Regions from separate parts of the Homo sapiens genome. Here region 1 is linked to region 2. The links are chromatin contacts, found by POLR2A ChIA-PET in ENCODE. All regions are on one chromosome and are shown on one strand. Each heading gives the region's core, a stretch centred on a gene start or an enhancer-like site at or near the end of the contact. The rest is flanking DNA. Distances are from core to core; before and after follow the strand shown.

Evidence for each region. ChIA-PET counts read pairs that join two places held with the same protein, here RNA polymerase II (POLR2A).
Region 1: POLR2A ChIA-PET joins it to region 2 with 16 read pairs in activated naive CD4-positive, alpha-beta T cell. The contact joins two enhancer-like sites. POLR2A ChIA-PET finds 5 or more read pairs at or near these places in 5 of 52 experiments (HEK293T, MCF 10A, Panc1 and 2 more).

Annotation. Positions count from the first base shown.
Region 1 is chr20:50,490,914-50,497,219 of GRCh38, forward strand. No RefSeq gene overlaps it. Among named protein-coding and RNA genes, the nearest start is that of PTPN1, 16 kb to the right of the region's middle. Within about 2 kb of position 2,663, at least 3 of the 41 ENCODE cell types and tissues checked have a DNase peak (open chromatin) inside an H3K27ac peak, as active enhancers do.
Region 2 is chr20:50,226,362-50,232,895 of GRCh38, forward strand. No RefSeq gene overlaps it. Among named protein-coding and RNA genes, the nearest start is that of CEBPB-AS1, 38 kb to the left of the region's middle. RefSeq lists an enhancer at 191-485. Within about 2 kb of position 3,055, at least 2 of the 41 ENCODE cell types and tissues checked have a DNase peak (open chromatin) inside an H3K27ac peak, as active enhancers do.

The DNA of each region.
Region 1 (6,306 bases), core at 1,413-3,912, 260 kb after region 2:
GGGCTGAGGATTAGACCCCCTATCTCAAGGAGGAGTGGCACACACATATGGGGAGGGAAGGAATTGATGACAGTCATCTCTAAAGTCAAGCTACCAGGCTGGCCAACACAGTGAAAGCCTGTCTCTACTAAAAATACAAGAATTAGCTGGGTATGGTGGCACATGCCTGTGATCCCAGCTACTCGGGAGGCTGAGGCAGAAGAATCACTTGAACCCGGGAGGTGGAGGTTGCAGTGAGTCAAGATCGTGCCACTGCCCTCCAGCCTTGGCAACAGAGCAAGACTCCATCTCCAAAAATATACACAAAAATAATAAAGTCAAGCTAATATATATCATACTGTCCCTCTCCCCACCCCTCCCCCATATCATTCCAGGATGTCTCCCTCTTCTTTGTAAGGAATGTCACTGAGGAAGTTCATCCCAGTTGAGGTGGGCTTTTTTGTTGTTGTTGCTTGTTTAACATCCGTTCCACTTCCCATGCCAGTATCCCAAGCTTCCTGTGGAGGAGCTTCAGGTCAACCACAGTGCCTTGTCCTCTACTATTCTGTAAATGGGTATGTAACCCAGGCCAAGCCAAACAAACCCTCTCTGAAATTTCAATCTCAAACAGAATGACAAAAAAAAGTTCTGAAAGAAAGTTTGCAGTGGAAACTGTGGATGACTCTCACCAGGCTATTATATCCCAGGAGCAGGGATGTGCCTGATTTGTCTAAGCCAAGGTTTCTCAATATCAGGACTGTTGATATTTGGGGAGAGTTCATTCTTTTCTGTGTGCAAGGGATGGGAAGGAGCTGTCCTGTCCATTATAGGATATATAGATGCAGCCCCAGATTCTACCCACGAGATGCCACTAGCACCTCTCCTAGTTATGATAACCAAAAATGTCTTCACACGTTGTCAAATGTCCCCTGGGGGCCAAAATCATCCCTTGTGCCTCTTGCTGATGATTGGTTCAGGAGTGAACAGGCCCAAGCCAGTTTTGCCCAATAGGACACCAGGGGAGCTGGCTGCAGTGGCTTACACTTGTATTTCCAGCACTTTGGGAGGCTGAGGTGGGAGGATCATTGAGGCCAGGAGTTCAAGTTCAGCCTGAACAATATAGTGAGACCCTGTCTCTACAAAAAAAAAAAAAAAAAGTTTTAATTACCTGGGTGTGGTGGTGCACTCCTGTAGTCCCAGCTATTCAGGAGGCTGAGGTGGGAGGATTGCTTGAGCCCAGGAGGTTGATGCTGCAGTGAGCCATGATCACGCCACTACACTCCAGCCTGGGCAACACAGTGAGACCCTGCCTCAAAAAAAAAAAAAAAAAAAGACACCAGGATAGATTTCTTGGGGACTTCTGGCAGTAACATTTCCTTACTCTCAAGAGAGAGCTATGGGGAGACACTCCCTCTCTTTCGCACTGGATGATTTAGCAAATGATCTTACCGTCATAATCACTACTGGCAGCGTGCCCCGTTTTGCAGCCACAGGGAACCAGTTTTCAGATAAAGCCAACACATGGATAGTAATGGGAAGAAAGAGAGAGAACCCTGGATCTCAATTACATTCTTGAACCTCTGAATCAACCAACCTTGGTGTTGCCCTTCCTACAATAAACTCCCTTACTGCTTAAGCCAGGTTGAGTTGAGTTTTCTGTTACTTGCAGCCAAAGCGTCCTGAGTGCCGCACCCTCAGAGCTGAAGAGCACACTCGTGAGTTGATGCCAGCAAGATCCCCCAGCGCATCATGTGGCCAATTCTTTCTAAACTTGGTTTCAGAGCTTTCTTGCTCCATTTCTAAAAAGCACCTTATATCCTTCTAACAAATTCCTTTTCTGTTTCTGTTGGTAAGAACCAGTTTCTTTTTCCTTCTTTCTTTCTTTTCTTTTTTAGACGCAGTTTCGTCCTTGTTGCCCAGGCTGGAGTGCAGTGGCGCCATCTCGGCTCACTGCAACCTCCACCTCCCAGGTTCAACCGATTCTCCTGTCTCAGCCTCCCGAGTAGCTGGGATTACAGGCGCCCGCCACCAGGCCCAGCTAATTTTTTGTGTTTTTAGTAGAGATGGGGTTTCACCATGTTGGCCAGGCTGGTCTTGAACTCCTAACCTCAGGAGATCCGCCTGCCTCGGCCTCCCAAAGTGCTGGGATTATAGGCATGAGCCACCACACCCGGCCTGACCAGAACCAATTTCTGTGATATGCAATGGAAGAATTCTGTTACCTCAGTTGGCTAATTTCAGCAAAAAGCCCCAACATTCTTAGTCATCATAAAACTCGTTTGCTGAGTATGACTGACTCACCTGGTATTTCATAAAGTGCTACTTATGAGACCCACAAGAAAGATTAAGCCTCATGTGAACAGGCTGATGGGAAATCCACACAGAAAATATTTTGATAAGTTCTAAAGCAGCACCACATGCTTTAGAAGGTCATGCCAAAGGCAGTCCAATGGGGTCATCCCAGTGCATCCTAAGGACCACCAGCTCCAGCAGGAGAATTAGGTAAAAGGGCAAGGAGAACAGCACACAGGGTCACAGAGACCCTGGCTCCACCACCAGCTCGCTCTGTAACCCTGTGGGAGTGAGTTGAGGGAGTGCGTTGCTTCTCCCTCTGAGCCTCAGTTGCCTCATTTGTCAAACAAGCATTCACTTCTCAGGGCTGATGTGAACTTTAACTGAGGTGACACATGTCTAACTGGTTCAGGGGTACGTCTCAACTTGTTGAGGTGTAACTACGAAACCACTTTATTTTTACAATAATTGCTACCAAATGGTCTCTGTTGAAATTTCCTTTTTCCCTCTGGGGAATGATCAGAATAACAGAGTAGTGGTAGTAGAGGCAGGAGCAGAGGTAGCGGCAAGCTCCCAGGTGGCCCCGCCTCTGTGCCAGGCACTTGCCTAAGCTCTTGGCATATATTACTCACCAAATCTTCACAATGAGCTTCTGAGGTAGGGACCAATAGTTATCTCCATTTTACAGAAATAGAGAAAAAAGAACTTAAATGAGTTGCCCAAAGTCACGGAGCTATTAAAGAATGGGCTTCCTCAACCAGCCTCTCAACAATTCCATAGCATGCCTGACTGACTCTTTGGTTACCAAAGCTGTCTATTTCAGGTCTTAAAACCCAAATCTCCTCCAATTAGAATGTCAGTCTCAACCAGTGAAGCACAACGAGACCCAGTCTCATGGTCATGATGTCGAACAAACGAAGACAGACACCAAAAAGCATGCACGGCATGATTCCATTTATGTGAAGTTCAAAAACAGGCAAAAGCAATCCAGGGTGTTAGCAGGATAGTGGTCACCCTTGGCAAAGGGTAGTGACTAGGAGGGTTACTAGGTAGCTTTCTGAGGGGCTGGGAGAGTTCTGTATCTTGATCTGGGTGCAGGTTATGTGAGCATGTTTAGTCTGGGGAAATTCACTGAGCCGTGCACTTATGATATATCTGTGTGCATGTACACACATATACTTTTCTGTATGTGTTTTATAGTTCAATATAAATTTCCTTGGAAAAAACTTCATTCTCAGATCTGATTCAAAGTTCTTTTAGATCCCCTGGCCCCATGTCACCCAGTTCAAGCCAGACTCATGATTCTAGTGGCTTGGAGCTGGGACAATGGGTAGGGGGAGCAGGAGAAGCAAGACGTGCTCTCTTTCCCCTTCTCCTTGACGCCCACGGTAGAATGGGCATAAGGATGGGCTGCCATTCTGCTGAAATGGCTCCACAGCGAGCCGTGAAGGAAGGTGGCTGACCCCAACTGCTGAATGACCTTTGAACTTAGGCCAAGAGACTCAGAGCACCCCTAACATCATCCTGTTGCACATGTAAAGTGCCTAGCACAAAGCAGGTGTGTAATGGGGGGGGAGGTGCTAGATGGAGATGCAATATTTTTGATATCTTGAGGACTAAAAGTCGGGATGATCTGCTCTTTCAAATATGCCAGAAATTTTTGGATTCATAATCAGTTGAATAATTGATTTCTATTTGAAGCCTTTTAGTTAGACAAAAGGAAAAGTGATAAGTCTGCCATCTTCATCTGAGTTCCTCCAGAAGCCAACTCTGAGACAAGGATTTAAATGCAAGTAATTTATTCCTGAGGAGATCCTTGGAGGCAGCAGGTGAGGAGTGGGGAAGTGACCACGAAGTTTCTGATTTAGGACAGTGGTGAAAAGTTGATGCAGGTGGCTTCTAAAAGATCTTGACTTCCAAGGCAACTAGGGCTCTGGGGAAGGAATATGGCTGAACTTCAGACCCATAGGGCTACAGGAAGATAGAGACAGAAGACAAAGACCATGTACCAGTTAGCATGCTCTCAACTGCAAGTAGCAAGCCAATCCAAAGTGGCTTAAACAGTAAAAATGCTCCTGATGTCTTCAAATAATGTCTTCAAATAATGTCTGGGAAGGGACATGAATGAGCATGTGGGCCAGTGGGGCTCAAACCCACCCATGTAAGGGCCATGCCTCCACATTGCCATACCTGAGAAGCAAGGAGCTGGGGTATTTATCTCTTTCGCACTTTGGGAGGCTGAGCGGGCGAATCACCTGAGGTCAGGAGTTCAAGACCAGCCTGGCCAACATGGTGAACCCTGTCTCTACTAAAAATACAAAAAGTTAGCTGGGCGTAGTGGCACATGCCTGTAATCCCAGCTACTTGGGAGGCTGAGGCAGGAGAATCACTTGATCCCAGGAAACAGAGCTTGCAAAGAGCCAAGATTGTGCCACTCCAGCCTGGGCAACAGAGTGAGACTCTGTCACCAAAAAAAAAAAAAAAAAAAAAATTGATAAAAAGAGAAAGAGAGAGACAGAGACCTCAGAAAGACAGAGTGAAAGGGAGGGGTTAGAATAAAGGGAGGATGAAGATCGAGATGAAGTGACAGAGAGACCTAAGAACTTGTGAAAATGTGCTTACCAAAATGTGAGCAGTGGCCAGGCGCGGTGGCTCACGCCTGTCATCCCAGCACTTTGGGAGGCCGAGGTGGGCAGATCACAAGGTCAGGAGATCGAGACCGTCCTGGCTAACACGGCGAAACCCCGTCTCTACTAAAAATACAAAAAAAAAATTAGCCGGGCATGGTGGCGGGCGCCTGTAGTCCCAGCTACTCGGTAGGCTGAGGCAGGAGAATGGCGTGAACCCGTGAGGCAGAGCTTGCAGTGAGCCGAGATCGCACCACTGCACTCCAGCCTGAGGGACAGAGTGAGACTCCGTCTCAAACAAAAACAAAACAAAACAAAAAACACACACACAACACGTGAGCAGTGACCAGCACAGGTAGTAAGAGTTAAAAGTAAGTTGTGGGCCAGGCGCAGTGGCTCACGCCTGTAATCCCAGCACTTTGCGAGGCCGAGACAGGCAGATCATCTGAGGTCGGGATTTCGAGACCAGCCTGACCAACATGGAGAAACCCTGTCTCTACTAAAAATACAAAATTATCCAGGCATGGTGGTGCGTGCCTGTAATCCCAGCTGCTAGGGAGGCTGAGGCAGGAGAATTGCTTGAACCTGGGAGGCAGAGGTTGCGGTGAGCCAAGATCGCTCCATTGCACTCCAGCCTGGGTAGCAAGAGTGAAACTCCGTTTAAAAAAAAAAAAAAAAAGTAAGTTGTGTCTCTTTTATATGCACTTTTCAAGTTTTCTTCATTAAATGAGTATTCCTTTTGTGATAAGAAAAAGAAATAAGAACAACAAAAATGTCCTACCTCCAATGCTAGAACTTCCAGCTCTGCGTGTGAAAACACCCACTTTAAATTGCTTCTCTCTTTAGTTCAACCATGTTTCTTGAAATGGTTTGAATACAGGCAGAGTTTCCTTCTCTCCCTCCTTCCTTCTTTTTCCTTTTTTTTAAAGGAGACCAAAGTCAGAGTTGCCTCAGTGCTGACCCAACATTGAGGCTGAAAGTGGGTACAATAAGGGTAATTTAAGAAGGCAGGGATTAACAGCTGCTTTGGAAATGACAATTGGGTTAACCTCTTCTTCATTCTCACTCTCTCTCTCTCTCTCTCTGCAAGAACCATCTTGCCCTAGAGGAATGCAGGAAGGCAGTGGGGAGGGAAAATGACTCTGTTTAGGGAGGTGATAAAATGGGATGTGATGATTAATTCTTCATATATTTATTTGACAAGCATTCAGGGAGCACCTCTTCTCGCCCAGGTCCTGGGCTAGGCCCTGGGGACATAGCAAGATGAATACTACAGGATCCACGACTGTGAGGGCTGAGAGAGACACACGTGCAGATTGCTAAGACCAATATGAGAGGATCATTCCATACCCAAACACAGAGTTGCATGAAGGCCGAGGTTCTGCTTTCACCCCACCAGATACCAATT
Region 2 (6,534 bases), core at 1,805-4,304:
TCCAATGCCTGCTCCACCACTTAGATGCCGTGTGACCTGGGGCAAGTCACTTTGCTTTCTGAGCCTCAGTGTTTTGCTCCATTTAATGGGAATGCGGCCCCTTGCCTCTCAGGGCTGCTGGGGGTGGCAGGGAGGTCTGAGCCGGCACACAGATGTTCGAATCACGTGCATCCCTCTTCCCTGCCAAGCTCCTTCCTGGGTCCTTCTGCCACTGGCCCCCGTCCTGGGCTGCCGACCCCGCCTTAGGCCAGAAGCTCCTTGGAGTCCACCCTCCAGTTCTCCCCCCGCCCACTGGGTGTTGAGTCACTCATGCCATGAGCTTCTTGCCCTCTGCCTGTGTTTTCTTCCTCCTTTTCTTGGTAAAACCACTGCCTTTTCTGATTGCTAAAGCTCCTCCTAGGGAGCAGGTGGGTGGCAGGGGAGACCCCACCATCCCACAGAACCGTCTCCACCGCTTCCCCATCCCTCCCACTCTCACCACGCCAGGCTGAGGTCACTGAGCACGAGGCCTGGATGGCAGACATGGTCAAGGTTGGGGGTTTAATTAATCATCAGGGAGCAGGCAGGGCTCTGGCTGGTCCAGGGCCCCTTGTCTGGGTATAGGCTGGTGGGTAGACTAGGGGAGGTCAAAGTAAATATTCTGGGAATGACGTTGCTTGCAGCCCATGGCAAACACAAACATGGAAAAGCCTATGGGGATGTGCAGTAATGGGGATGGGGTGGCAGAGGCGGGGATGGGGTGGCAGAGACAGGGATGAGTCTTGAGAGGCTTCATGGAGGAGGTGTGTCTGGAGCCAGGTTTGTAGATGGGAGATGAAGGACATGGGTGCTGGGGCCAGCTACCCTGGGCTTGAATCTCAGCTCTGCACCTTTCCCACTGTGTGAACTTGGTCAGGTTCATGTCCCTCTCTGAACCTCAGTTTCCTCATTTTGAAAATGGAGATGATTGGCTGGGCATGGTGGCTCACGCCTGTAATCCCAGCACTTTGGAAGGCTGAGGTGGCCAGATCACCTGAGGCCAGGAGTTCGAGACCAGCCTGGCCAATATGGTGAAACCCCATCTCTACTAAATACAAAAATTAGCTGGGCATGGTGGTACACACCTGTAGTCCCAGCTTCTCGGGTGGCTGAGGCACAAGAATCACTTGAACCCAGGAGGCAGAGGTTGCAGTGAGCCGAGATCACGCCACTGCAGTCCAGCCTGGGTGACAGACTAAGACTCTGTCTCAAAAAAAAAAAAAAAAAAAGAAAAGAAAATGGAGATGATAATATTTACATCCCCCTCACAGGGTGTGGTGATGACTGAGAGATGATGCAGATGAAGTATATAGAGCAGGGCCAGGCATATAGCTGGTGCACAATACATGCTAGCTATTTTCATTCTTACTAGTGGCATAGTAGAAAGCACTGGAATTTTAGCTTCAGACAGACCTGGGTGTACATTTCAGTGTTCTGCATCTCCCTGTTCTTGAGCAAGCTCCTCGCCTGTTTGAGCCTCAGTGTTCTCACCTGGACTTGGAGATGGTTTCACTTCATGAGGTTTGTGGTGAGGATGAGGCATGAAATTCCTGTAGATTGCTCAGCACAGTGCTGGGCACACGGTAGGCACTCGCTAAGGAGTGGTTGGCATCCACTGGTCTATGGCCCAGTGGTTAAGGCAAGGGTTTGTATATCAGGCAGACCTGGGTCTGAGTCCTGGCTCTGCCCCCATGGGCTGCCGTGAGGATTATATAGAGCTCTAGATGTAAAGTACCCAGTTTGGTTCCTGGTACCTAACAGGTGTGTGGACAGTGGGAATAAAATCAGGATCTTTGTGACTCTGAAGACCAGTGTTAGGCCACCCCGACATCCTGGGTGGGAAGGTGACTTTCTTCCATTGAAAGGTGGGGAAGGCTCTGGCCCTTTCACGGTAAGGAAACAGTTTCAGAGAGGCGACATCACTAGCCTAGGTGGGCACCTGGGTCTGCTTGTCCGTAGAGCTTGTCTTTCCAAAAGGGGAAATCTCTGGGTTGAGGGTGTCCCATGGGGCCCCTTGAGTGTCACTGTGCATGCTGCTGGAACAGCCTTTTTTTTTAAGAGGGTCTTACTCTGTCACCCAGGCTGGAGTGCAGTGGCGCAACCACAGCTCACTGCCTCCTCAACTTCCTGGGCTCAAGTGATCCTCCCACCTCAGCCTCCCGAGTAGCTTGGGACGACAAGACTGCATCATCCGCCTGGCTAATTTTTAATTTAATTTTTTGTAGAGACAGGGTCTTGCTATGCTGCCTGGGCTGGTCTCGATCAGTGATCCTCCTGCCTCGGCCTCCCACAGTGCTGGGATTACAGGCGTGAGCCTCCACACCCTGCCTGGAACACCCTTTTAGTGGTTAATGAAAGCAGGTGACACATACCGTGAAGAAGGCAACTCTTGGCATGAGGTTCTGGGACCCAGCAGTGTTCAGGGCCCGCCACCCCAGACTGGGGACCAGGGCATGGCTTTGTATGTATGGGAGGTGGCTTGGGGTCTTGGGGTTGGGGCAGACCCCAAGAGGCCTGGCCTGGGCCTTTTTCCCTCTATCCAACCAGCCCCACAGCACTCTGTCCAATTGTTTATTTCTTGTTACTGTTGGGCGTTTTGAGGCATTTCTTCCAACTGTCCAGAATCCGAACCTCCTTCCTATGTGTGGAGAATTTTCTGCTGTATGAGGCAGATGTTCTGTCTCCCACAAAGGAGGCTGTGAACATGAGCCTCAGATTCTGCCCCCTGTGGCCAGAGCATGGACAATTAGCTCGGCCATCTAGGTGCACTGTCCTGGGCCCCTGGGGAGTCCATTCAGGGTCCATCCAGAGGCTTCATTTATGCACGTCACGTCCTTCTCCTGCTCAGAATCCTCCCATAGCTCCCCATTGTCCTCAGGATAGACTTCAACTCCTGCCCGTGTCCCGCAAGATTTGACGTGATGGAGCTCCACTGACCGCCCCTCCTCTCCCTTTCACCCCTCCAACCACAGGAACCTCCCTCAGCTAAAGTCAATATGCCGAGCTGGTACCTGCTTCAGGGCCTGTACGTTTGTTGTTTCTTCTGTTACTATATCTCATTTCACAGGTGAGGAAATGGGGCTGGAGGAGGGGAGAAGGAAACAGGGCGTGGTGGAAGGAGAACTCCAACTGAGGTTGGGCTGGCCTTGGCCTGGGCCTCAGCCTTGTGGTAATCACAATCCACGCCAGAGACTGCCTCCTCCAGGAAGTCAAAACAGATCCTTTTTGTAGACGGATCCCTCTCCTTGCCTCTGCTCAGCCTGACTTAGGCATTCTCTCGGGCATTTGGGTGTGTGTGTGTGGAGGTGACATTGCCCCCACAGGGGTGGAAATTAATTCTTATGGGGTAAAAAACATCTTAATTTTTTTATGTATAAAGCGAAGATAGGCCGGGTGCGGTGGCTCATGCCTGTAATCCCAGCACTTTGGGAGGCCGAGGCAGGTGGATCATTTGAGGTCAGGAGTTCAAGACCAGCCTGGCCAGCATGGTGAAACCCTGTCTCTACTAAAAATACAAAAATTAGCTGGGTGTGGTGGCAGGTGCCTGTAATCCCAGCTACTCGGGAGGCTGAGGCAGGAGAATCGCTTGAACTCAGGAGGCGGAGGTTGCAGTGAGCAGAGGTGGCTCCACTGCACTCCAGCCTGGGTGACAGAGCGAGACTCCATCTCAAAAATAAATAAATAAATAAATAAAAATAAACTCACCTTAACTTGATTTGAATCCACGCAATACCTCAACTGAATTCAACTCAACAGAACTCCACTCATTGTGTTTAGTTGAACTCGACTCAGCTTAATGTGTCTCCACTCAACCCTCCTTTGCTCAGTTTGACACAACCCAGCTCATCAGCACGACTGACATCAGCCCTGCGCCCCTCCACTCAGCAGAGCGCAGTTCAGGTGAAAACTCACCTCTACCTGACTCAACTCAACCCAACTAACTCTGCTTAACTCACCTCACCTCCGCTCAGCTCAGCTGACCTCAGTTCACCTCAGTTTACTTCAGCTCAGCGCCACTCACTGCAATCCCACCCACCTCAGCTCAGCTCAAGTCAATCCTGCTCTGTTGAATGCTCAGCTCAGCTCCACCCAGCTCCTCAACACACCTCATCTCAACTTTTACAAGTTTTTTTTTTTTTTTTTTTTTGAGATGGAGTTTCGCTCTTGTTGCCCAGGCTGAAGGGCAATGGCTCGATCTAGGCTCACTGCAACCTCCGCCTCCCAGGTTCAAGTGATTCTCCTGCCTCAGCCTCCCGAGTAGCTGGGATTACAGGCATGTGCCACCACGCCCGGCTAATTTTGTATTTTTAGTAGAGACAGGGTTTCTCCATGTTAGTCAGGCTGGTCTCGAACTCCCAGCCTCAGGTGATCTGTCCACCTTGGGCTCCCAAAGTGTTGGGATTACAGGCGTGAGCCAACGCACCTGGCCAAGTTTTTATTTATTTGTTACCTTTTTAGAGATAGGGTCTTGCTCTGTCACCCAGGTTGGAGTACAATGGCAAGAACATAGCTCACTGCAGCCTCGACTTCCCGGGCTCAAGGAATCCTCTTGCCTCAGCTTCTTGAGTAGCTGGGACTACAGGTACATGCCACCATGCCTGGTTAATTTTCAAATTTTATTTGTTGTAGGGATAGGGTCTCACTATGTTGTCCAGGCTGGTCTCAAACTCCTAGCCTCAAGTGATTCTCCTGCCTTGGCCTCCTCCCACAGTGCTGGGATTACAGGCTTGAGCCACTGCACCTGGCTAAAGTCAGTTTAAGTTAAGTGTATTCACTCGACTCACCTCAACTCTCTCGACTCACAGTAGACCCCCACTGTGATTGCCACCTGCCTTCCCCAGACAGCCTCCAAGCCTTGCAGAGAAGGAGTTAGCCTCCAGGTGTTCCCAGTTTAGCTGGGGACCCTGACATGTCCTTTCAGCTGGTGCTGTCATATGGGAAACACAGGGCACCGCATGAGCAGTCTGTGGCAGCCCCAGAAAGCCCCAGATGGTTCCCCACAGAAGGAAGAGTCAGCGCAGGCAGAACAGTGGGAGGAAGGGTGTCCTGGGCAGAGGGAACAGCACGTGCAAAGTGGCCGAGGCAGGGTGGATGGAACCCTCTGAGACCCAGAGGTTGCTCCAGCTGGAGGGAGGAGTGGAGAATGAGGATGGTGTAAGTGTGGCCGGGGGACAGGCACAATCCCCCAGGGAGGACCTGGCCTGGACAGGGGGAGACACTGCAGTACTGAGCAGAGAAGTGTCATTTTAAACACCTTCCTGGCTGCTGGGGGACGCATAGAGCTCAGAGGTGAGACTGGACTTATTGTGTAGGGACAGAGCCGAGAAATCCAGCGCTAGGGGGCTGGTGGGGAGCAGACAGGTGGGGAGCTTAAGGAGAGAGTTTAGGAAATTAACCATAAAAATGACCAGAAATTGAGCACTTATTCTGGTCCAGTCCTTGTTTCCTTACCTTACAGGTATCAATGAATTTAATCCTCACAACGATTCCATGAGGTAGGTATTATTATCAACCCTATTTTGTAGATGAGGAAACTGAGGCCCAGAGAGGCCAAGACATCCTAAGGAGCGGAACTGGGACCTGAACACAGGCTTTGGTGCTCCAGAGGCCTCAGGAGCAGCCGGACATCTTATGCAAAATGCCCATGGCAGGTGCCTCCTGGAGGCCGGCCCCTGCCCCCCAGCACACAGTAGGTGCTCAGGGCCTTCTTTCTCTGTTTGTGGGATTTAAATCATCATCACCACTTGAGTTGGGAGTGCCCGTCCACTATTCAAAGGGAGAAACTGAGGCCCAAGGAAGGATTTGAGACACGGGTAGGAACATATTCTACAGACAGGCAGGTGGTATCACTGGGGTCTTCTTCAGCCATTGGGAATTTTTTTTTTTTTTTTTTTTGGAGAAAGAGTCTCGCTCTGTTGCCCAGGCTAGAGTGCAGTGGTATGATCTCGGCTCACTGCAACCTCCGCCTCCTGGGTTCAAGTGATTCTCCTGTCTCAGCCTCCCGAGTAGCTGGGACTACAGGCACACACCCCCGTGTCTGGCTAATTTTTGTATTTTTAGTAGAGGCAGGGTTTCGCCATGTTGGCCAGGCTGGTCTCAAGCTCCTGGCCTCAAGTGATCCACCCACCTGGGCCTCCCAGAGTGCTGGGCAGTGGCAGGGTTACAGGTGTGGGCCACTGTGCCTGGCCATCATTGGGATTTTGATTCAACGTGTGTGCATTGAACGGCCCTGTGTGCTGCTGTGGGGAGAGGATCCCACCTTCGTCCCTCCAATGCTGAGAATTCTCCCGTGGCTGCCCTCCGTCCCGAGGATGCAATCTGGGCTCCTCACTGTGCCCCAAGAAGCTCTGCTGGATCTGCCCCAGCCTCCCCTGCCTCCCTGGCCTCACCTCCCATGACTCTGCCTTCTTGCCCCTGCACCAGCCTCCTCCAGCAGCAGTCTCCCACCCCAGGACCTTTGCACGTGCTGTCCCTCTGCCTGGAACACTCTCCTCATGACAGCCCCATCTCCTCCAT